Linked DNA regions of Homo sapiens: region 2 is linked to region 1. A link is an interaction called in ENCODE POLR2A ChIA-PET data of the cell type or tissue named here. Cell type or tissue: IMR-90. All regions are shown on one strand. Each heading gives the region's core, and the rest is flanking DNA. Links, peaks and the distances in the headings are about the cores only. Region 1 overlaps THAP12 (THAP domain containing 12). Region 2 overlaps LOC105369395 (a long non-coding RNA gene).

What was found. ChIA-PET counts read pairs that join two places held together with the same protein. Peaks named below come from ENCODE experiments on the same cell type or tissue, not always from the same donor. Only the 100,000 strongest peaks of a DNase experiment are listed, where the experiment ranks them.
Region 2: POLR2A ChIA-PET joins it to region 1 with 9 read pairs; 3 of 35 experiments call an interaction of 5 or more read pairs at or near these places.

Annotation. Positions count from the first base shown.
Region 1 is chr11:76,366,102-76,378,238 of GRCh38, forward strand. All of the region lies in intron 1 of THAP12 (THAP domain containing 12), which reads right to left. Among named protein-coding and RNA genes, the nearest start is that of THAP12, 9.0 kb to the right of the region's middle. RefSeq lists an enhancer at 1-487 and a silencer at 5,232-5,341. In IMR-90, for the core only: no CTCF peak of the experiment used is centred there; a DNase peak (open chromatin) is centred at 5,270.
Region 2 is chr11:76,291,080-76,303,216 of GRCh38, forward strand. It overlaps LOC105369395 (a long non-coding RNA gene), which reads left to right. Exons shown (of 5, transcript XR_950333.3): 2 at 7,499-7,648; 3 at 8,124-8,223. Among named protein-coding and RNA genes, the nearest start is that of TRP-TGG2-1, 61 kb to the left of the region's middle. RefSeq lists enhancers at 185-980, 788-847. In IMR-90, for the core only: no CTCF peak of the experiment used is centred there; no DNase peak of the experiment used is centred there; H3K27me3 peaks cover 2,366 bases.

The sequences.
Region 1 (12,137 bases), core at 2,092-10,091:
ATTTGATTAATAACAAAATAACAGTTGGAAAAAACCTTAGAAGTCATTTAGTACCAACATTTCAATTACAGACAAGGTTAAGAAGTAACTTGTTTGGAGGGAAGTACAAAATCATCAGCAGAACTAGAACTGAAACCTGCATCTTCCAACTCCCAAAACATCAGAGAAGATTCAACCATCAGCAGAACAAGCAGAAAGCTGCATGCACAGCCACAAGGCTCACAGCTTAACATTCCCTTCAGGATTTCAACTTCAACAAGCATACAAAACAACACTGTCACTGTAGAAAATCAGCAATTAGGCCGGGCGTGTTGTCACGCCTGTAATCCCAGCACTTTGGGAGGCCAAGGCAGGCAGATCAGGAGGTCAGGAGATCGAGACCATCCTGGCTAACCCGGTGAAACCCCGTCTCTACTAAAAATACAAAAAATTAGCTGGGCGAAGCGGCGAGCGCCTGTAGTCCCAGCTACTCGGGAGGCTGAGGCAGGAGAATGGCGTGAACCCGGGAGGCGGAGCTTGCAGTGAGCCGAGATTGCGCCACTGCACTCCAGCCTGGGTGACAGAGCCAGACTCCGTCTCGGAAAAAAAAAAAAAAATCAGCAACTAGATGTTCTTTAAATAACTAGTTTCTAAGGGAAGCATAAAGGCTGTATTCGTTTATCTTCCTATGAACACAAATTATTATCTACAGTAATACGTGCTGACTAGATTGCAAGCTCCATGAATGCAGGGACTGTGACTACACAATCTAGTACACAAAAAGTGTTGAAGACAGAGAACAAGACAAAGTCCATGCCCTCTCGGTGCTTAAATATTTTCAGAAAAGCTAATAATAAGCACTTATTATGAGCCAGACACGTTCTAAGTCCTTTCCAAAGATGGGTACTATTAATATCCCCCTTGTGCAGATGAAGGCACAGAAATATTAAGTAACTTGCTAAAGTCACAACTAGATCTTTCCTCAAATTTCTTTTCTTTTCTTTTTTTTTTTTGAGACAGAGTTTTGCTCTTGTTGCCCAGGTTGGAGTGCAATGCCATGATCTTGGCTCACTGCAACCTCTGCTTCCCGGGTTCAAGCGATTCTCCTGTCTCAGCCTCCCAAGTAGCTAGGATTACAGGCATGCGTTACCACGCCTGGCTAATTTTGTATTTTTAGTAGAGACTGGGTTTCTCCATGTTGGTCAGGCTGGTCTCGAACTCCCGACCTCAGGTGATCTGCCCGCCTCGGCCTCCCAAAGTGCTGGGATTACAGGCGTGAGCCACCGCGCCCGGCCCATTCCTCAAATTTCTAAGAATAAAAGTTCTGCCGTGGATAAACAGTATCACAAATTATTTTTTTGAGATGGTGTCTTGCTCTTTAGCCCAGGGTGGAGTGCAGTGGTGTGATCTCAGCTCACTGCAACCTCTGCCTCCCAGGTTCAAGCAATTCTCCTGCCTCAGCCACCCAAGGAGCTGAGATTATAGGCGTGCACCACGACACTCAGCTAAGTTTTGTATTTATAGTACAGATGGGGTTTCAGCACGTTGGCTAGCTTGGTCTCGAACTCCAGATCGCAGGTGATCTGCCCACCTTGGCCTCCCAAAGTGCTAGGATTACAGGCGCGAGCCACTGCGCCCGGCCCAACATATTCCTTTATAATTAAATCACAGTATTTTTTTTTTATGTTTTAACACTATTGTCCACCTCCCCCCAACATACATGCCCCTGACACTTAATTCTCTCTACTCTAAAAATGTCAAATCAAGGTAAAATGCTATGATTTTTAAAAAACTACACCTAAATTGTACAGCATTTCATTTGACCAACAAGTATTACTGCTCACAGTAACGATGCCTAAGATGTTCACAATTTAATCACACTTTTACACAGTTGTACATTATGATTATAAACATTTCATGTTTCAAAATCCAAATATTAAGTATAAAAACGATCTCACTATAAAATAATTTGCCATACTGCTACAGTTGTTTGTTTTTTAAATTCTTAAATCTCTGGAGACCTTCCACACAGAGCAATACTGTACATATTACCTCCGAACTAAGTTGAAACAGCTTTCTGATATCAACAGCAACTCTTATTCAGACAATCAAGAACAGAATGGGCATCAGGCAGAGAGCCTAATCAAATACACCTGACTTTCTATATGAACTACTTAAGAATAAATCTAGTGAAAGAAGTGCAAGACCTCTAATAATCTTTTTAAAGCAAACTTAAATAAATACACAAGTTTATGAACTGGCACACTAAATTCCAAAGATGTCAATTCTCCCCAAACCCATTTACTAATTCAATATAATCACAAGCCCAGTAAGTTTGTGAGAGAGAGCAAGAGAAAGAAATGACAAATTATTCTAAAACTTTTTATACACAACATTAAAGAACCAGGGATAACCAAGATAATCTTGAGAGAGAGAGAGGAAAAAGGAGGTTGAAAGAATTACACTACCAGATATTAAGACTTACTGTAAAGCTTATTAAGACAAGTACTGGCAGAAGGACAGAACAGTGAAACAAAATAGAGCACTGCAGATACTTAAAGGTAGCTCTGAACAGCAGCAAATATGGATTTTTCTTTTCCAATAAATAGGGCCGAGTCAGCTGAATATCTACATGAAAAAAATAAATCTTAACTCCTACTTGTACACCATACACAAAAATAAGTTCCAAGTGATTGGAGATCTAAATATGAAAGGTAAAACAATAAAGCCACTAAAAGATAACACAGGAGATTATCTTCATGACCTTGGAATAAAGATCTCTTAAGGCAACAGCACAAATGCTAGAGGAAAAGATATATAAATTAGGCTACTTTAAAGTTAATAACTTTTCTTCATTAAAAGAAGCCATTTAAGAGTGAAATGGCAGACCACAAAATGTCAGATATTTGCAATACATATATCTAACAATGGACTCACATTCAAAATATATATGAAGAACTCCTACAAATAAATAACCCAACATAAAAATAGGCAAGGGGCCTTGAACAGGCACTTTATAATAAAAAGGTTATAAAAATGGCAATACATAGATGAAAAAAAAATGCTCGATCTCATTTGCCATCAGGGAAATGCTAATTAAAGCCAAAACAAATTACTACATACCCACAAGAATGACTACAATGTAAAAGAGGTAATACCAAATATTGGGGAGAAGGTGAAGTAACTTTGCCCATCAACAGCAGGATGGATAAATTGTGGTATATTCATTCAATGGAATACTACTTGGCTATGAAATGAACAAACTATCTACAATCTCACAAACGTAATGTTAAGCAGAAGAAGCCAGGAGTACATACTACATGATTCCTTTGATATGAAATTCTAGAACAGGCAAAACTCATTCATAGTGATTGTTCAGAAAAAGAGTTAACACAGCAGACCTCAGGCTGCTGTCCTTAGAAAGGCCTGTTTGTTAAGGACCTTGGGCTGGTATCCGGGAACTTGGTTGGTAAACAGTTCCATACACAGAAATAAAATTTTTCCTAACTGATAATGCAGCTCAATGTGCCTAGACTGCTTGTGCAAACAAGCACACCTGCTGAACACCTGCCATCCCTTCTGGGAATTTGGAATTTTATTATATGCCAGGCAGAGGCTGCCTATGTGATCAGGACCCAGTAAAAACCTCGGACACTACGTCTCTAACGGTCTTCTCTCCACAGAAACACGGCACGTGTTGCCACATTTCCACCACTGGGGAAAAACGGGCTCTGGGTGACCCCCTCATGGGAAAGACGGAGCATAGGGAAGCCTATACATGGATTCCTTCAGACTGTGCCTGTCTTTTTCCCTCATGATCCAGATGTGTATCCTTACTACAATGCAATAAATCTTCACTGTGAGTACAACCATATACTGAGTCCTGCAAGCCCTTCTAGTGAATCTTTAAATATGGGGTGGTCTGGCTCCGCCTCAACACAGTGATGGAATAGCAGATACATTTGGGGAGGGTAACAACTGGGAGTGGGCACAAAAGAGGCTACTGAGGTGCTGCTAATGTTCTATATCTCAAACAATAATAAAGCTTCCATTCATTCTCCCTCTTCCCCCCAAAACCTAACTAATCCAAGGTATGTGAAGTCACAGTGGCTACCACTGGGGAGAATGGGATAATGGCTGGGAGAACCATGAAGCAGAGGAAGTTTGGGACGCTAGTGATACTCTATTTTTTAAAAATCCCGGTGAAATTTTCATGGATATGTTACTCTGAAAATCCAACATGATGTACAGTTATCATTTGTGATCTTCTGTGCATATGTTTTTTGGGGTTTTTTTTTGAGAGAGAGGATCTCACTCTGTTGCACAGGCTGGAGTGCAGTGGTGCAATCTCGGCTCACTGCAGCCTCCATCTCCTGGGTTCAAGCGATTCTCCCACCTCAGTCTCCCATGTAGCTGGGACTACAGGCACACGCCACCATGCCTGGCTAACTTTTTGTATTTTTTGTAGAGACGGGGTTTCACCATGTTCCCCAGGTTAGTCTGAAACGCCTGGGTGAAGTGATCGTCCTGCCTCGGCCTCCCAAGGTGCTAGGATTACAGGCATGAGCCACCGCACGTAGCTCTTCTATGTATACGTTTTTACATGAATAAAATTATAAAAATTATATATGACCGGGAGGCTGAGGTAGGAGAATCACTTGAATCCGGGAGGTGGAGGTTGCAGTAGGCCAAGATCGCACCACTGCACTCCAGCCTGGCAAGAGAGCGAGACTCCGTCTCAAAAAAAAAGAAAAAAAAAAAAAATATATATATATATGACCACAATAAGTGTTTTCACATGTGTATTCATATGTGTATTATGAATATGTATATATATTTATATACATACATACCCACTTACATACTCGTCTCAAATTTTTACCAATGCCTCCCCTTTCCCAGCTCTCCCTGTCATTGTTCTGTTCCCTGTACTCCAGATTTTGTAGACTTTTCCCTTAGCACAGTGGAATGACTCCCCAAATCCATCTGCTTCTCTCCATCAATAACACCCTGGTCCAAGCTACCATAATTTTTTACCTGGTCTACTAGTATCTCTTCCAAACTGGTCATCTGCCCTTCTCTAACCCCTTCTCCGTGCTGCAGAGCATTTTTTAAAGCCAATTTGAGAATGTCTCTCCCATGCTTAAGCTTTTAGTGGCTTCTCATTACTCTCAGGATAAACAACTGTGTTCACTTCTATCCTGGGGCCTTCCCTGCGCTGTTTACTCAGCCTACTACACTCTTCTTGCTGCTTTTTATACACTTCCTATGCACAGTTAACTATGACTCAGCCTTCAGATCTTAGCGCAAATGTCATTTCTTGAGGGAAAGTTTTCCTGACTCACATGTGTACATATATGTGGGTGTATGTGTATGAATATGTATGCACACAGAAAACTCCAGGCATTTAAGACTTTCCACCTCTCCATGTATAATATCTCAACTCCCTACATTTATCTTACTATATTATTCCCACAGTGTAAACATGCCCTAATGTCTCCCATCTTTAAAACTCTCTTAATCCTGATCCTCTTTATAGCAAAACTTGTTAAAGCATCCATTTGGACTGCATCCACTTATCTTGTTGTACTGTCTCCTTAATCAATGCCAAGGAGGCTCCTACTCTATCCCTTTTCCACTGAAACTGCTCAAGAAAATTACTAACGACCCTATCCTGCCAAATCCAACGGTCACTTTCCTGTACAGATTTTATTTCATTTTTAACTTTTCTTTTTTTTTTTTTTTTTTTTTGGTGGAGTCTTGCTCTTGTCGCTCAGGCTGGAGTGCAGTGGCACAATCTTGGCTCCCTGCAACCTCTGCCTCCTGGGTTCAAGCTACTCTACTGCCTCAGCCTCCTGAGTAGCTGGGATTACAGGCACCCCCCACCATGCCCGGTTAATTTTTGTACTTTTAGTAGAGATGGGGTTTCGCTATGTTGGCCAGGCTGGTCTCGAACCCCTGACCAGGTGATCCACCCGCCTCGGCCTCCCAAAGTGCTGGGATTACAGGCGTGAGCCATCGTGCCTGGCCTATCTTTTATTTCATTTTTAAAGTAATGAGAAGAGGTGTCATTATGTTGCCCAGGTGGGTCTCAAACTCCCGGGCTCAAGCGATCCTCCCGCCTAAACCTCACAAAGTGCTGGGATTACAGGCGTGAGCCACTGCGTGCAGCCACTTTCTGTACACACCTTAAACACCTTCAGCACTAGTCAACCATCACTGATTACTTCTTTGTTTTGTTTTTGATGTTTTTCCCTCATTGGTTTCTTACTAATGCAGCATTTCTAAAAGTGTATTCCAAGGAATCCTGTTCAAAGAATTGCTTCTAAAAAAAAAAAAGAGAGAGAGAGACAGGGCCTCAATCTGTCGCCCAGGCTGTAGCACACTGGTGCAATCATAGCTCATTCTAAGTTCAAACTCCTGGGTTTAAGCCATCCTCCTGCCTCAGCCTCTCAAAGTGCTGGGATTACAGGCCTGAGTGACTATGCCCAGTCAGAACTGTTACATTTAAAAAAAAAAAAAAAAAAGGGACCGGGCATGGTGGCTCATAATACCAGCACTTTGAGAGGCCAAGGCAAGAGGATCACTTGAGGCTAGGAGTTCAAGACCAGCCTGGACAATATAGGGAGACCTTGTCTCTATAAAAAATTAAAAAATTAGTCAAGTGTGGTGGCGTGCGCCTATGGTCCCCAGCTACTTGGGAGGCAGAGATGGGAGGATTGTTTGAGCCTGGGAGATGGAGACTGCAGTGAGCAATGATTGTGCTCCTGCACTCCAGCCTGGGTGACAGAATAAGAACCTGTCTCCAAAAAAAAAACAGGGTTCCACGGTCAAAAAAGTTCGGGTAATACCTATTTTATCCTGTCCTACCTGCTCTTAAGGTTTTAGACATTTCTGCAGGGCCTTTAAAAAAGTTAGCTAACCTCTCTGTACCTACTTTGGTCATCTGTAAAGCAAGGACTACCTCAAAATTTACTGCAAGGGTAACATGAAATAATGTATATATAACAGAGAAGTATATAACAGAGCAGTGCCTGTCACAAAGAATACACTACGTAAGTACTGTTCCAGCCTGGGCAACATGGCGAAACCCTGTCTCTACAAAAAATATAAAAATTAGCCAGGCATGGTGGTATGTACCTGCAGTCCCAGCTACTTGGGAGGATAAGGCAGGAGAATTACTTGAGCGCAGGAGGCAGAGGTTGCAATGACTGGAGATCGTGTCATTGCACTTTAGCCTGGGTGACAGTGAGACACTGTCTCAAAAAAAAAAAAAAAAGGAAAAAGAAGTACTATTATTACAACTCACCCCATTGTTTGGAAGATTAAATGAGTTGATATGAAAGTACTTCAGGCTGGGCGTGGTGTCTCACATCTGCAATCCTAAGACTTTGGGAGGCTGAACAAGGGGGGAATGCTTCAGCTCAGGAGTCCAAGACCAGCCTGGGCAACATGGTGAGACCCTGTCTCTAAAAAAAATTTTTTTCAAAAATTAGCCGGGGGTTGTGATGGGCACCTATAGTCCCAGGTATTTGGGTGGCTGAGGCTGGAAGATTGCTTGAGCCCAGGTGGTTGAGGCTGCAGTGAGCCATGCTCCTGCCACTGCACTCCAGCCTGAGTGACAGAGTAAGACCCCTCAAAAAAAAAAAAAGTTTGAAATTTGCTGCTCACATTTTAGAGCAGCAATTCTCAAACTTCATAGTCCCAGGATTCCTTTGCACTATTACATTATTGAGGACTCCAAAGATCTTTTATGTGGATTTTACCTAACAACATTTATCAGAAAAATTTTAAAAATATTTATTAATTCATTAAAATACCAACCTTATGTTAACACAAATAACGTTTTAATAAAAAATTGCATTTTCCAAAACAAAAATATTTAGTGAGAAAAATGACACTTCTTCATTTTTGCAAATCTCTTTAACGTCCAGCTTAACAGAAGACAGCTAGATTCTCACATCTGCTTCTGTATTTAATCTATTGCTATATGTTGTTTTGGTTGAAATATATGAAGAAAATCTAGCCTCATAACGATATGCAGTTAAAAAGGTTATTACAATACTCCTCTTTTTTCCATATAATTGTGAATTCTCCACAAGTGGTAGTTTCTTCAAGATTAGTTGAAATGTGACATCTGAGACCAGACCAATGAGCTTTTTCATGCCCTAGTACATAAAAAATCCCATAGTCTATCTTGCACTTTTATCCATGTATGTCTCTGTAAAACCATAAATTGGTCATTTGGAAAATATTAGTTCAGTGAGTTATACATACCATATAAATGTTAATGCAATTCATTATACAAAAAAAAAAAAAAACACATCAGTATCATCAGTGATCTCACCAGAAAAGTCTTTAAGTATTAGAGAGCTGTCAAGCTCACAGTGGCACATAAATTTTCCAAAATTCTAATTTTCAACTTGAATGCTCAAATTATCAGTTGTTCTCCTTGAAGTGGCAGGCTTGTTTATTTCTGAGAAAATGTCTACTGAACACTCAGATCTGAATAATATTTAGAAAATTCTAGAAAACACAACACAAAATTTATCAAAGCAATGATGCCATCATGTTATGTAGCAACCCAAAAATTCCACTGTCCACTCCTGAGAGACCAAATATGAAAAATGCAAATAATATCAGTGTTATTATGAAAATAGTTCTGACATTGTGGACTCCCTGAAAGGATCTTGGGGATTGCTATGGTCTGAATGTCTGCATCCCCTCAAAATTCATATTGAAACAATCCCCAGTGCAGTGGTGTTGGGAGGTGGGGCATCTGGGAGATGACTTAGGTCATGACGGGGAAGCCTTATTTGCCCCTTCCGCCATGTGAGAACACAACAAGAAGGCACCATCTAAGAAGCCAAGAGTGAGCCCTCACCAGATGCCAAATCTGCTGGTGACTTTATCTTGGACTTCCCAGCTTCCAGAACTATGAGAAATAAATTTCTGTTGTTTAAAAATCACCTAGTCTAAGGTATTTTGTTATAACAGCCCAAACAGGCACCCTCACGAGTCCCCAGAAAACCACTGTTTTACATTTCACAAAGTAGAGCACACCAGCTCTCAATCAGCCTTCATTAAATTGCCAGAAGAACCTTGGAAGCCCTCACCCATCTTGGGTGAGTTAGTACTAGCTGCCTGAGGAGGAAGAAGAGAGCTTCAACGCCCATCTCACTCTAATCAGAGCAATTCATTAGCTCTACCTGTACCATCTCCTGGTTTAGGAAGAGCTCCACTGTGAGCTGCCTCACAGTGGCAAGCCTTGGCATTAGGCAAGCCACCCTGGGGCAATCAAGACTTAGGCTTTTTTTTTTTTTTTTTACTTAAACCGTGTCACTGACCTAAGCTGGGTTGATTATTTCACTTTTTTAAAAAAGAAGCATATTAATGCCACGTTTTCTAAAACAATAAGAACTATTATGGTATGTGATTCCACACCATACACTTTATTAATTACACTCTTGAAGTTTAAATTATTTCTAAATAGCTGTTTCTAAAAGCATGCATGGAATTTATAACTGATGACTGGGAAATGTACTGTTTTAATAGCATTAAATATATTCATCTTTATTGTTTGTTAACAATGTTAGCATTTGAAGACTAGACTGGCAATGTCACCTTTTATCAACCTTCCCTACAACCTGTTTATAGAAGAAAAGGTGGGGGGGGGGTGGGTTAGAACTAATAACCCTAAAAATACTGTTATTAATTCAATAACACCTCTGGAAACTACTTCTTTGTTATAAATAACACTGGGCACAGTGAAATGGAAACTATCAAATACAGTAGAACTTAAAATCATGTAGTACGAGGAGGTTTGATTTGGATAAAAAGACCTTGAACATATTAAGTTAAACAAGCCAGACATAAAAGGAGAAATATTGTATGATTCCACCAATATGAGGAATCTAGAACAGGCAAATTTATAAAGACCGAAAGTGGATTCGAGGTTACCAAAGGCTGGAAGGGCAGGGGAATGGGAGGTTATTGCCTAATGGTTACAGTTTTTGTTTGGGATAAATGAAAAAGTTTTGAAAATAGTGGAGAAGGTTGCACAACACTGTGAATGTAATTAACGCCACTGAATTGCACACTTAAAGGTTAAATTAGCAAATTCTGTTGTATTTTACCAAAATTTTAAAAATTAATGTATATACCCCAAATCGTACACTTTACATGGGTGAATTATATGTGAATTGCATCTCAATAAACATCTTTTTAAAAAGAAATTCATGATTTGGTCTTGAAGCATTCAAAGGAGTCTAACGTTGAAAAGGGCAGAGACTTCGTGTGATCCTGGGAACAAAACTAGGACCTCCAAGGCCTCAATTACAGGAGGCAGATGTCCACTCAATACAAGGAAGAAACAACAGCCAAAGCGTCCAGAATCATCACGTGTCTTCTCACAAAGGGGAGGACTATCATTAGAGGTGTTTTAGCAAGGGCAAAGATGCCCATCTGTCAGGAATGCACAGGGCCTATAAAGGCCCATAAACATCTTTGTCTTCGAATGCTAAATTGTGTCTATGTTTTTTTTGTTTTTTTTTTTTTTTCAGGTAAGAGTCCTTATGCTAGATTCTCAAAAGGGATAATAACCCTAAAAATGATAAAAGTCACTATTATTGAGAAAATTCCAGTATTTCAAGTGAGATTTCACTAGATCTAAACACTTCTTTCAAATCTGAAACTGTAAACCCCTATAGACTATACTCCCCTTAAGGAGTGTAGTCAAAACAGGATTCACTACATATTAATACAAATGACCTGTGGTCCAGAACTGACTAGGGGTGCCCTCATTATGGAAGTGAAATAAACCTGTAAGAATGTCTTTGGGCTAAAATTTGGGTAAAAGGAAGATAACGCATAATGGGGCAAGGCCAAGTCAGACTAAGATGCTCCTCTCCTCTGTTCCCAACTGCTACTCCTCACTGTACTGAGCGAGTTCTTTCCCATGTCTCGGAACTTAAAACACTGGGAATGCCCCAGGACTCAATCCTCAGATCTGTTCTTTGCTCACTCCTTAGATAACCTTAACCCGTACCACGGTTTTAAATACCCTCTATAAACTGAGAACACCCATATTTACAATTTCCGGTTTGAAAGTCTCTGAATTTCAGACTTGTATATCCTATTCTCTCTTCAAGACATCTATTTTCTTTGAGGTGAAATTCTCATAACATAAAACTAACCATTTTAAAGTAAAAAACTAATGGCAATTAACACATTCATCATGTTCTGCAACCATCACCACTACCTAATTCTAAAACATTTTCATCACCTCAAAAGGAAACCTTGTAACCATTAATCAGTTGCTCCCCACTCTCCCTTTCGCCCAGCCCCAGGCAACCACTGATATGCTTTCTATCTCTATGGATTTACTTATTCTGGATATTTAATATAATAGAATCATACAACATATAAGCTTTTGTATCTGACTTCTTTCACTTAGCATAATGTTTCTGAGGTTCACCCATACTGTAGTATGTACTGGCACTTCATTCCTTTTCATGGCTAATATTTCATTGTATTGATATACATTTTGTTTATCCATTCAAGCACTGATAAACGTGGCTTGTTTCTACCTTTTGACTATTGCGAATAGTGCTGCTATGAATGTGTGTACATTTGGTTTTTTTGAATATCAGTTTGCAATTCTTTGGATATACGCCTAGGAATGGAATTGCTGGGACACACAGTAATTCTACATCTAACTGCCACTTGTGGTTTTGATTTGAACTTCTCTAATAACGAGTGATGCTCAGCATCTTTTCATGTGCTTTTTAGCCATTTATATCTTCTGTTTAAAGAAAGAAGTCCTTTGCCTATTTTAAAATTGGGTTGTCTTTTTGTTGCTGAATTGTAAGAGTTCTTTATATATTCTGGATACTGGACCCAGATCAAATGTATTATTTGCAAGTACCTTCTTCCATTCTTTTCACTTTCTTGGTAATGTTCTTTGATACACAAAAGTTTAATTTTGATGAAGTCCAATTAGTCTATTTTTCTTTTTACTGCATGTATTTTGGTGTCATATCTAAGAATGTGGTGCCAGCCAAGCACGGTGGCTTACACCTGTAATCCCAGCACTTTGGGAGGCCAAGGCGGGCAGATCACCTGAGATCAGGAGTTCGAGACCAGCCTGGCCAACATGG
Region 2 (12,137 bases), core at 1,759-9,758, 75 kb before region 1:
CCCTGGATGGCTGCCCTGGCCTTCCTCTCATGTGCTCACCTCCCCATACCTCCCACTCCCACTCCAAATTATAGTCGCCAGGCTTAGCAATAAAAGTACACAAATGCCAAAAAAGTTATTCACTGTTTATCTGAAATTCACATTTGACTGAGGGTCCTATGTTTGACCTGACAACTCTACTCCTGATGCGTGTTCAACCCCCGCCTCCTGAGAGGTCTTCCTCAAAGGCAAATTGGGCCATGTCCCTCCCCTTCCCCTGCTCCCCTCTGGCCTAGGACTCACCAAACTCCTTAGTATGATTTTTAAGACTCTCCATTTCCAGCCCCCTCCAGTGTTTTCCAGTCCCACACTCTAACTACACCAAACTTCTCATGCATTCATTCCTTCAAAAGATGTTTGCTGAGTGCTCGCTGTGTGCCAGGCCCTCTTCCCAGCCACACCGTTCCCTCTAGAGGACTGTCACTCTGCAGGTGCTGTTTTCCCTGCCTGCCTTCGGTGCCTTCCATAGCTGGGCACCCTGATGAACTCATCTTCAGAATGCAGGTCAGGCCTCCGCCTCCCCCAGGGCACACCCCCACCCTCCTGACCTCGGTCTATGTTAGGGGCCCCTCCCTGGGGCTCCTCTTTGTCCCAGCTCTGAGCACACCGCTTTGTCATTGTCATTGCCTGTGTCCACACCTGTCTCCCCACCAGACTGTGACTTCATCCTGGACGAAGGCCAGGTCTGACTCATCTCGGGGTCCCCAGCCCCGGCCCAGGGCCTACAGAGAAGCTGGCACCAGGAAAGGTGCGTGGAGTGTGTGGGAGAATCAGTGATAAATGATCACAGGGAGCAGAGTCCTGGAGTTTTCAAGACGGTTCTGATTTCGGTTTCTGTCCAGTTGCTCCCATAAGAAGCCAGCTGTGGCCAGACCACATGTCTCACCTGCTGGCTTAGAAAGCACAGTCTCCATCTACAGGAGAGGCATGGGACCTGGGGTGGTGGTGTTATATCCTGATGCTCCAGTTCTGCCTCTGCCCCAGGGGCTCCCTGCTCCCTCCAGTCCCCAAGCCTCAGTCCCAAATCTGTGACGGGGTCTGGGGAGACTGGGAAGTGTCTGAGGGTCCCTGCCATGCAGCCCTCTCACCCTCACTTGTCTTCTCTGAGCTGCCTCTGTGCCTCACGCTCGAGCGCCTTTGGCTCTGGGAGGCGAGACTGACAGCAGCAGAGGTGAAACCCCGGGTGCATTAATGGAGCCCGTGTTTACCCAGGCTGGGCCCGTAAAATGCCTCAAGCGGAACTGAGCTCGGCTTGCAGCTCCCGGGCATTGTCCGTTACGGCTGTTGAACCTTGGAATGGACCACCCGGGTGGGCATCTCATTCCCTTGACACCTTGGAAAACTCCAAAGGGAAGCTTGGGAATGCCTTGAGGCAGAGGAGTAGACAAGGATGCGTTGCAGGGCTCAGGGCCCTGAGAGGTTGGCCTGTCCAGCCTCTTGCCTTATGCTGCATTATGGCCTGGGGGAGAATGACTTGGGCTTTTTCTGCATGCTGCCTCTAAGCGGAACCCTGCAGTGGTACCCAGTAGACATGGCTCTGTGACTTGTCACCTCTGCCTGGTGTAGGTCTTCTTTCTCTACACTATTGCTGGGCTCTGTGGGCAGGTCCTGGGGCACCTCATCTCTCAGCCCCCCAGCCTGGCCCTTTTCTGAGTTCCTCTTCTCTGTCCTGCCCTGTGCAAGGGAAGAATCAGACTCTGTCTTGCCTTTAGGGAGTTCCCTGTATGAAAACAGCTAGCGCTGAGTACCCAGTAAACTAGAGGATGAGGCAGGCGTTCATCCATCCATCCACCCATTCTTGCATCCATCTCTTGGCAACAGTCCCATCAGTTTCTGGGGAACAAAGTTACCAGTGTAGCCTTGGGGGTCACGTGGTTCTGACTTCAAACCTGTCCCTATCAATCACATGACTTTTGGCTTCTCTCTCTACCTCTTTGGACCTCCGTTTCTGCATTGTTTTTAAAAAAAAATCCCACCTCACAGAGTAGTTACGGAGATTCCCTGAGACAATGCTCATCCACTGATTAGAACAGGGCCAGGCACCAAGGCAGACATACCCAGAAGCTAATAAAGTCTACACTTCAGTGCCCCTTGCTTACAGCTGTCCCTTCGCTGGAAGATAGATACCCTAGCAATGCGTTCCCATGGTCATATGTTTTTGTAAAACTTTGCACAAAGCAAGGTATTCTAGCCGCAAAGGGTTGATACCGCTGTTTCTTTTCACTTTTACTTCCCCTCCTTCCTTTCCTGTCAAGGGGTGTTGAGTGGCTGAGGCATTTGGGGGATTTAGCTGAAGGGAAGCTGAGCTGAGGATACATTTACAGTAATTTGGGATTAGTGGTGCATATTTATATGGTTCGCGGTCACTTACGGGTAGAGTTATTACTAGACGTTCTGGTATAGGAACAGCTTTCAGAATGAATACCTATACTGCCTGCCCACCGTGCCGACTCATTTGGTGTCATAGCTGTGACCGGGGCTGGAAGTCTGTGGACAGTGGAGGAGAAACAAGGTTTGAAATGTATAGAGACTGAAGCCAGTCTGGAGTATTCGTTCAGGCATCAGATGTACCAAATTGTAGGCAAAGAATTTGGGCCTCATCAAAACAGAAATTATCAGCCTCGTGTGGTGGCTCATGCCTGTAATCTCAGCACTTTGGGAGGCTGAGGTGGGCAGACCGTTTGAGTCCAGGAGTTCAGGACCAGCCTGGACGACATGATGAAACCCCCATCTCTACAAAAAAATGCAAAAAAAAAAAAAAGTTCTTTGGGCATGGTAGTGCATGCCTTATAGTTCCAACTACTCAGGAGGCTAAGGTAGGAGGATCACTTGAGCTCAGGAGGTGGAGGCTGCAGTGACCCATGATTGCACCACTGCATTCCAGCCTGGGTGACAGAGTGAGACCCCCTCTCAAAAAACAAACCAACCCAGTAATGATCTTGCATCAGGAATGTCATAGATAGTGCAGCCTATATAATTAGAAATTATAAATACATCTTTTCTGGACCGGGTGCAGTGGCTCACACCTGTAATCCCAGAACTTTAGGAGGCTAAGGAGGACAGATTGCTTGAGCCCACGAGTTTGAAACCAGCCTGGGCAACATGGCGAAACCCCATCTCTACTAAAAATTCAAAAATCAGCTGGGAATGGTGGCATGCATCTATAATCCCAGCTACTCCAGGACTGAGAGGTGGGAGGATCACTTGACCCTGGGAGGTAGAGGCTATCGTGAGCTGAGATCCCACCACTGCACTCCAGCCTGGGTGACAGAATGAGATCCTGTCTCAAAAACAACAACAACAACAACAACAACAACAAAAAACCACAATAGGCTGACGCAGTGGCTTATACCTGTAATCCTAGCATTTTGGGAGGTCGAGGCGGGCGGATCACTTGAGGTCAGGAGTTCGAAACCAGCCTGGCCAATATGGTGAAACCCTGTCTCTACTAAAAATACAAAAAAAAAAAATTAGCTGGGCCTGGTGGCAGGTGCCTGTAATCCCAGCTACTCAGGAGGCTGAGGCAGGAGAATCACTCAAACCCAGGAGGCAGAGGTTGCAGTGAGCCGAGATTGTGCCACTGCACTCCAACCTAGGTGACAGAGTGAGATTCCATCTCAAAAAAAAAAAAAAAAAACAGACAAAATAAATAAAAAGTAAATAAATACATCCAGGTTTTCTTCTTGATGGGAATCATGTGAAATAGAATTTGCCAGAGCTCTACATTTGTAGGGCACAACCCTACAGCAGTAGAACAAATAGCAAGTGTATTTGTGTCTGAAGCTGCATATTTTATGCATCTCAATTGTCAATCATAATACACTAGTTTCAATCAATCACATGAAAAAAAGACTGAATTATCTTTCTATTCTTTCTATAGAAAATATTGCATAAGTTGTCCAGGCGCAGTGGCTCATGCCTGTAATCCCAGCACTTGGGGAGGCCAAGGTGGGCGAATCATGGGGTCAGGAGCTCAAGGCCAGCCTGGCCAACATAATGAAACCCCATCTCTACTAAAAATACAAAAAAAAAAAAAATCTGCCAGGCATGGTGGCAGGCACCTGTAATCCCAGCTACTTGGGAGGCTGAGGCAAGGAGAATCGCTTGAACCTGGGAGGCTTCAGTCTCTATACATTTCAAACCTTGTTTCTCCTCCACTGTCCACAGACTTCCAGCCCCAGTCACAGCTATGATGCCAAACGAGCATCTTGGATGCTGATACACCATGTTGACTTCTGATTAACCCCTGTTCTGGGAAGGCCTCTAAGATTTCCAGTTTCTCTATTGTTCCTTGTGTAAGAGTGCACACTTACTGTAAATCCTGCCCTTAGGCCAAAACAACCTTGATGTTGTAGTACTTCGATTGTCCTACACATCCCTTCTGAATCACAGATGCCCTTTCCCTATGGTATATAAGCCCTGGGTCTTCGGGGGATAATGGTGCAGGGATCCACCATCTTGTCTCACTGCCACCCAAGACACAACAATGACTTCTGTTTGTCAGACCCTATTACATTTTTCTCTCTAAGAAACTGATTTGGCCAGCTTCAGCCTCTCGGTTTCCTCGGACACTGGGGACAGGTTTGCATATGCTTGCCCACCATGGAACACCATCCTATGGGGTCCTTGAAGCCTGGTGTGCACGGTTAGGAGCCCAGTGTAAAGGCTGGGCACACAGATGAGTTGAATACAGTTGCAATCTGTGGGCATACTCCCATAGAATGCACAGATACCTCTGTAAGATGCAGAACCCCTGCCTTATGTGGGCAAATAAAATAACACAATAGCCACTTACTGAGCATCTATAATACATGAAACCTATTTATATAATGTAACCGCCAACAGGACTCAGTGACTTACACTTGTAATCCCAGCACTTTGGGAGGCTGAGTTGGGGGAATCACTTGAGGCCAAGAGTTTGAGATGACCTTGGGCAACACAGCAAGATCCTGTCTCCACAAAAAATAAAAAAATTAGCTGGGCATGGTGGCTTGTGCCTGTAGTCCCAGCTACTCAGGAGGCTGAGATGGGAGGATCGGCTTGAGACCAGGAGGTGGAGGCTGCAGTGAGCTACGAACGTGCCATTGTACTCCAGGCTGGGCCACAGAGTGAGACCCTGTCTCAAAAATAAATAAGTAAAATATAATTTAATTCCCTCTTGGAGTATTATCCCCATTTTACCCAGGTGGGGAAACTGAGGCCCAGGGAGGTTAAAAACTTGCTCAAGATCACAGAGATCATGAGCTGTGGCTGGAGTTTAAGCCCCACCATCCACCCCGGAAGTGGATGTTCTTGTCCTGCCTGTTGCCACCCACCTCTTGGTTCAGGCCCATGTTACCCAAGCCTTCCTCTGTGCCCGGCCCAGTGTTGGGGCTGGGGTACAGGATAAACCTTCAGGGATCTGCCAGGGCAGGTTTGCTTCCTACATAGTCAATGCTAAGATGAGATAGCCGTTCTCAGAGCAGAAACTGGAAGAATCTGAGCTGGGGTCAGAGGGCCAGAGGTGGCCTTTGCACAGAGCCTTAACAGGTAAAGAGCGATGAGCCTCAAGACCATCTGCTTTGAATCCCCATTTTACAGACAAGACCACAGAGGGGTGCAGGAAGCAGGGGCACAGCTGGGCCTGTAACCCAGGCCCTCACACCCAGCCGGGCATTCAGGCCCTGCTCTCTGCCCACGGCCTCCTGCGAGTCCTTGCTGACTGTTCAGAGGGCAGCCAGGTGGTAGGAAGGTGGGAGCAGGGAAAGAATGGACCAAGAGTGGAGGTAGCCTCCAGAGGACACAGAACGCTCCTGTCACAGAGGGCCTGCCTGGGCAGAGGGAGTGGCAGACACAGGCTCCACCCACACTGGACTCACAGTATTTGCTGAAGGAAAACATGAACAAATGAATGAGTGGGGTCCCAGAGGGCAAAGTGAGGATCAACAGAAAGGAGGCTCAGGAAGCCAGATGTTTGAACCAGCGTCTGGAAGCATCTTCTCCCAGGCAGATGGGCCCCACATGAGGTTACTCTGGGAGGAGGGAGCACACGCCCCATCAAGGCAGGGGTGGAAAAATCACTTCCTGGAGGGCTATTGGTCAGGACTGCTGCAGCCAGGATTCCCTCCTGAGGAGCTGGTGTCTCTGGTCTGAGCTTCTTCCCACAAAGCCGCCTGGCCCAGAGCTGACTTGCATTAGGAGAAGGGACGTGCTTGCAGGCCAGTGATCTAGCCAGCTGACAGGTACCCCTCTGCTGGGCCAGGGGGGCCAGCCTCTGACCTCCACACCAGACACCAGCTCCCAGTGCCCGCTGGCCCCATGGGCCAAGGCCAGCCTGCCACCAGCTCATGGCGTGGCTGCGTGGAAGGTGGATCCCCTTGGTGCCTTCGCCTGCCCTGTCTGCAATCAAGACTGTTTTGATGCAAAAATCATTCCTATTTCCCCCCATGTTGCAGCCTAAAAACATGTTTACTTTATTCCTTTCATATAAAGGGTGGAGGTGGGATATAAATTGTATCCTCAGTCACGGATACAATTTCTTGGGTACAAAAGCCTCCCCCTGTAGTCGGGATGGGGGTGGTCCCCAGAACAGCCTGTCCTGGGTCATTTCTTTCTCCTCCTCTTTCTCGTCCCCAGGGCTACCTTGTTCTTCCAGTCTCTTCACCTCTCTGAGTCTTGGTTCGTGTCCTGTAGAATAAGAATATAGCGTGATTTTACAAAATCAAAACAAACCAAAAAATGTTATTTAGAAAGGAATGATCGTCTGCACCCAACTCAGGGGCTATGAGGACTGGCAGGACGCCTGGCAGGTGCCTGTTCCCTGGCTGGCTTTCAGGCCCCCAGTCTCGACCCCCACCCCACGGCAGGCCTGAGCGTGGGAGCTGCCCCACAAAGCACTGTGTCCAGCTCCTGCTCCTCTCATTTTGTGCCTGGGAGAAAATGGAAACTCTGAGGGCTTCAAACTCAATGTGTTTTATGGGCCCTGTGAACCCAGCAGCCCCGTAAAGTTGCTCTAGATGGTTTCCAGGTCCTGAGACCTCCTGGGATCCCCTGACCCAGGGAACCCTGAGCTCACTGGAGAGCACTGGGCCTCAAAACCAAAGGACAAGCTGCCAGACCCATGGGACTGGGCCGCCGAGATAACTCCCTCTGCCTACCTTGCTGCCCTTGCAGCCTGAGAGAGGCAGGGAATGGCTCTCACCATGGATGGGGCCATCAGAGGACCCAGAGAGGGATTCTACCTGCAGTGATTCTCAGCAGCTTCTGGCTTTCCAAAGAAATAATGTATCAACCCAGCCAGGGCCCGGGCGCTGAATGGGCTGAAGGAGTGGCCGTGCTGCCCACCCACATGGCTCTCACAGAGGTGTGGCGGGGGCCGCTGGAGAACGGCAGCCTCCCTCTGCTTCCCTTCCCAGGAGGGCCATGGTTATAGACACAGGTTCGGAGTCAGCCCCAGCTTGAATCCTGCTTCTGCCACCAGCCCTGTGACCTGAAGCAAGTGAGTCCCAATCACCTCATCTGTGCACTGAGATGCAGAGTGGCTATTTCTACTGCATGTGGCTGTTGTGGGGACTGGGCGAGAGAGATCCCCAATAGGTGCTATGATTTTTCTCCCTGCTTTGCCCTCCAGGTAAGATGGTACCAACCATGGACCCAACAGATGGGCACATCCTGTTGTTGCCATGTCCCAGTTCTCTCTGGGGCTTTGCCCAACCCAGCTACATTCTTTCTTTCTTTCTTTTTTTTTTTTTTTTAGAGCGGAGTTTCGCTCTTCTTGTCCAGGCTGGAGTGCAATGGTGCAATCTCCACTCACCGCAACCTCCGCCTCCCAGGTTCAAGCGATTCTCCTGCCTCAGCCTCCCGAGTAGTTGGGATTACAGGCATGCGCTACCATGCCCAGCTAATTTTGTATTTTGAGTAGAGACGAGGTTTCTCCATGTTGGTCAGGCTGGTCTCGAACTCCTGACCTTAGGTGATCCACCCACCTCGGCTTCCCAAAGTGCTGGGATTACAGGCATGAGCGACCACTCCTGACCCTACATTCTTTCTTGTTCCTTGATTGTCAAGGAACTTCCAACGGAAACATCTACTTTCTTGTTCTCTAGCCATACCCGGAAGCCCCCGAGTTTTGATCTGGCCCAGGTAGACCGATCATTTCCTCCAAGTCCCCCTTCCCTGAGGAGCTGGCGTGCTTCAGTCTCACAGGTAATACCACTACTACTAATGTCCATAATAATGATAGGAATAGCTGGCATTTACGGAGGGCGAGCCCCTCATGTATTGCACGTTACACACAATTGAGTTACAGAAACAAACCCAATTCATCTTCACCACTATCTGTGACATAGGTGCCAACATTATCCCATGTTACAGATGAGGATGCTGAGGCACAGAGACAAGTAACTTGCCCAAAGTCACATAATTAAGGAGTAGCAGAGCTGGAATTCAAACTTGTGAAGTCTGGTTGTAGAGCCCCCACAATGATCATTCTTGGCACATGCTATGCATGCATTCATGAGACATGAATGGGGACTGGAAGGCACAGAGAACGTGGGACAAGAGGAGTGTCCTCCAGGCTGGACATCCACAAAGCCCAAGTGTAGATGTGTTCCGCAAATGCTGCATGCCCACTATCTCTTTTTTTTCTTTCTTTCTTTCTTTCTTTTTTTTTTTTGTGATGGAATTTTGTTCTTGTTTTACAGGCTGGAGCGCAATGGCATGATCTCGGCTCACCGCAACCTCCACCTCCCAGGTTCAAGCAATTCTCCTGTCTCAGCCTCCCGAGTAGCTGGGATTAAAGGTGCATGCCATCACACCTGGTTAATTTTTGTATTTTTAGTAGAGACTGGGTTTCATCATATTGGTCAGGCTGGTCTCGAACTCCTGACCTCAGGTGATCCGCCTGCCTTGGCCTCCCATAGTGCTGGGATTACAGGAGTGAGCCACTGAGCCCCGCCTACACGCCCACTATCATTGCCATTTTCAGATGAGGTGGGTGAGCCTGAGAGGCGGAGGAGAGGTGAGTAGCCTAGGAGCTCACAGAACTGAAGGAAGGGACCCCAGGGCCCTGCCTGCTGAGGTCCAGAGATTTCCCTGGCGGTATGATGCCCCCATGGCCTGGGCATTCTGGAGCCGACCCTGTCACCTACAATGTTATTCTCACCGTAAAGGCATCAAGGTGAGGGTGGTGCTTCCCAGGACATGCTCCCTGGACCACCTACCTGTGCCAGAGTCTCCCAGACACTTGTGAAAATGCAGATTCCTTGGTTCCATTCCTGAGCTCCTGAATTAGAACCTCCAGGGGTTGAGAAGAAGCATTAGGCTAGAAGGATTTCTGCTCGGACGTTGGAATCCATTCAGATACAGAGTCAAGGATCCCTGGGCAAGTCATTGAATTTCTCTCAACCTTCATTTTTTTTCATCTATAACTTGGAAATGATAAAACCAGTGGCTGTGAGATTCAATGAAATAGTGTGTGTGTGACTGGTGTATGGAAGAGGCCGAATCAGTGGCATGCAAGTAAAAAACTTTTTCGCTACCATCTTTCTTTTTTTTTTTTTCTGAGACAGAGTCTCGCTTTGTTCCCCAGGTTGGAATGCAATGGCGCTATCTCAGCTCACTGCAGCCTCCGCCTCCAGGGTTCAAGTAATTCTCCTCCCTCAGCCTCCTAAATAGCTGGGACTTTAGGCGCGTGCCACCACACCCGGCTAATTTTTGTATTTTTAGTAGAGATGAGGTTTCACCATGTTGGCCAGGCTGGTCTCGAACTCCTGACCTTAGGTGATCCACCCTCCTCGGCCTCCCAACATACTGGGATTACAGGTGTGAGCCACCATGCCCGGCCTCACTACCATCTTTCAAACCTGCCCTGTTGGATCTCCCTCCCCACCCCTTGAAAAGGACCTAGGGACCAGGCACGGTGGCTCACTCCTGTAATCCCTGCACTTTGGGAGGCCGAGATGGGTGGATCACAAGGTCAGGAGTTCAAGACCAGCCTGGTCAACATGGTGAAACCCCATCTCTACTAAAAATACAAAAATTAGCTGGGCATGGTGATGCATGCCTGTAATCCCAGCTACCTGGAAGGCTGAGGCAGGAGAATTGCTTGAACCCAGGAGGTGGAGGTTGCAGTGAGCCAAGATTGTGCCACTGCACTCCAGCCTGAGACAGAGTGAGACTCCATCTCAAAAAAAAAAAAAAAGGGAAAGGACCTAGGGTGGACCCACATCTCCCTGCTCTGCGTTCAGTATTAAGGAACAGGCTCGTCTTCAGCTGGTAACAGGTGCACCCAGTCTGACCCCAGGAGCTTAATCTCATGCCCAATTCAAAGTTCCTCCTCCCCCAGCTCAGGCCCATTCCCTGATTCTACTGCTGGGTGGGGAGGGGCTCAGTTGGTTCCTCTCTTACCTCCTTCCACTCCTCTAGGCTGCCCTCTGCCCACAGTCAGGCCTAGAATGGGGAGTGGAGGGCAGTGTGGAACACCAGTAGGGTCTTACCAGAACTGCTGAATCCAGGATAGGGGAGTCCTCTCAGGGTGGCAATGTGCAAACGCCAGCCTTCTCTCTTTGGGGTGTCCTGTGTCCTGTGGGCTCTTCAGTGACCCCTTTTTGCTAAGAACCTCCAACCCACAATTCATCGGCCTGGGCACGCCTCCTCTTCCTGCTGATGACTTAACCAACCCCACCCTCAAGCCCACCTGATGTCTTCAGTCTTCCCTTCAGCCCCACACAGAGGCTTTCTGTTGGGATTCCCTGATCCTGGCAAGCAGCAGACTCCTCGGACTGGTCCTTGCTGCATGGTTTGAGCCCCACTCCATTCCAGAGTGTCTACTTTGACCGACAGGAAACTTGGCTTTTGCCTGCCAAACTCTGGCAGAGAGGGTTTGCCCCTGCAGCCCCCTCTTCTCTCCCTCCAGCTTCCAGCCTCCAGATGGTGTTTCAAGTGCAAATCAGACATCTGTCCCTCTGCCCCTCAAATCCAGGACTTGCCAGGAAGGGGACAGTCCTTGCACACCAGACCTCTCCTTCCAGTCTCTGCCTCCTTTCATGCTTGGGCTAAAGGTGGTTGCCAGTAATAGAACTGGTTTGGGACCATCCCTTTCTTCTGTCCTACACAGAGACCTTAAAATGTGTGGTGTTGAGCATCCGTGGTGTGCACTTTGGGGCCTCAGCACCTAACACAAAGAAGGAGTCCATAAAGAATCCCAGACCCTTCTCTTCCTAAAACAAGGGGAGATGGGGACTCAAGGGAGGAAACAGAAGAGCAGAAACCGGGGCTACGCAAAGCATCAGGCGGAGCGGGGCACCTCCACAGGCTCCCGGAGACGGACATAAAACCAGGGATTGGGAGAGATCCGTTTTTAATTAAAAAGCCATCAAGGCCCAGGTATAAAGTATCATGACACTAACGGCTCAGGAAATCTGGAACCTTAAATCACAGCAATTTCTCCCCGGAGGGCAGGCCTGGGACCCCCAGGATTAGATAGAGGGCTTGGCGTGTGCCAAGGCAGGAAATGCTGAAGGCGAGTGCAGACTCCTCCCTGCTAAGACATTCAGATACACAGCAGCATGAGAGCTCAGAGGCTTCAGAATCCAGCTGGGTGCCATCATTTCACAAATGGGGAAACTGAGGCCCAGAGTCACACAGAGAGCAGGGGCAAAGCCAGAAGAGGAGCCTGAGCTGGAGGCCTGTCCCTGTGCCAGCCTTGAAATCGCACCCCAGGATGGAGGGCTTTCCACACTCCCCTGCCAGGGTTCTCCAGCAGGCCCTGGGGGAGGAGAACTCTGCCAGGGTCACTGAGCCCAGAGTGTTGAGTTTCTGCAGAGCTGTTGAGTGCTGGTGCTGGATGGGGCTAACCTAGAGATCTTGTAAACAGGGTGAGCCAGCTGTCCCCACAAGTAGAGGCCACCGGCACTCATTATCTAATGTGGTCCTCCCCATCTGCCTGCACCGCCTTCCAATAGGGACTCCCTGGGTAGAGGCACCTTGCCAGCCTCCCTCTACTCCAGCCTCACTTTCACCATCTCTATGCAGAGGAGGTTGAACTGGACCCTCTGTAGAGGCCCTCCCAGTGCTGACAACCTGAGATTCCAGAGTCTATCAGTCTGCTGTTCCATCCC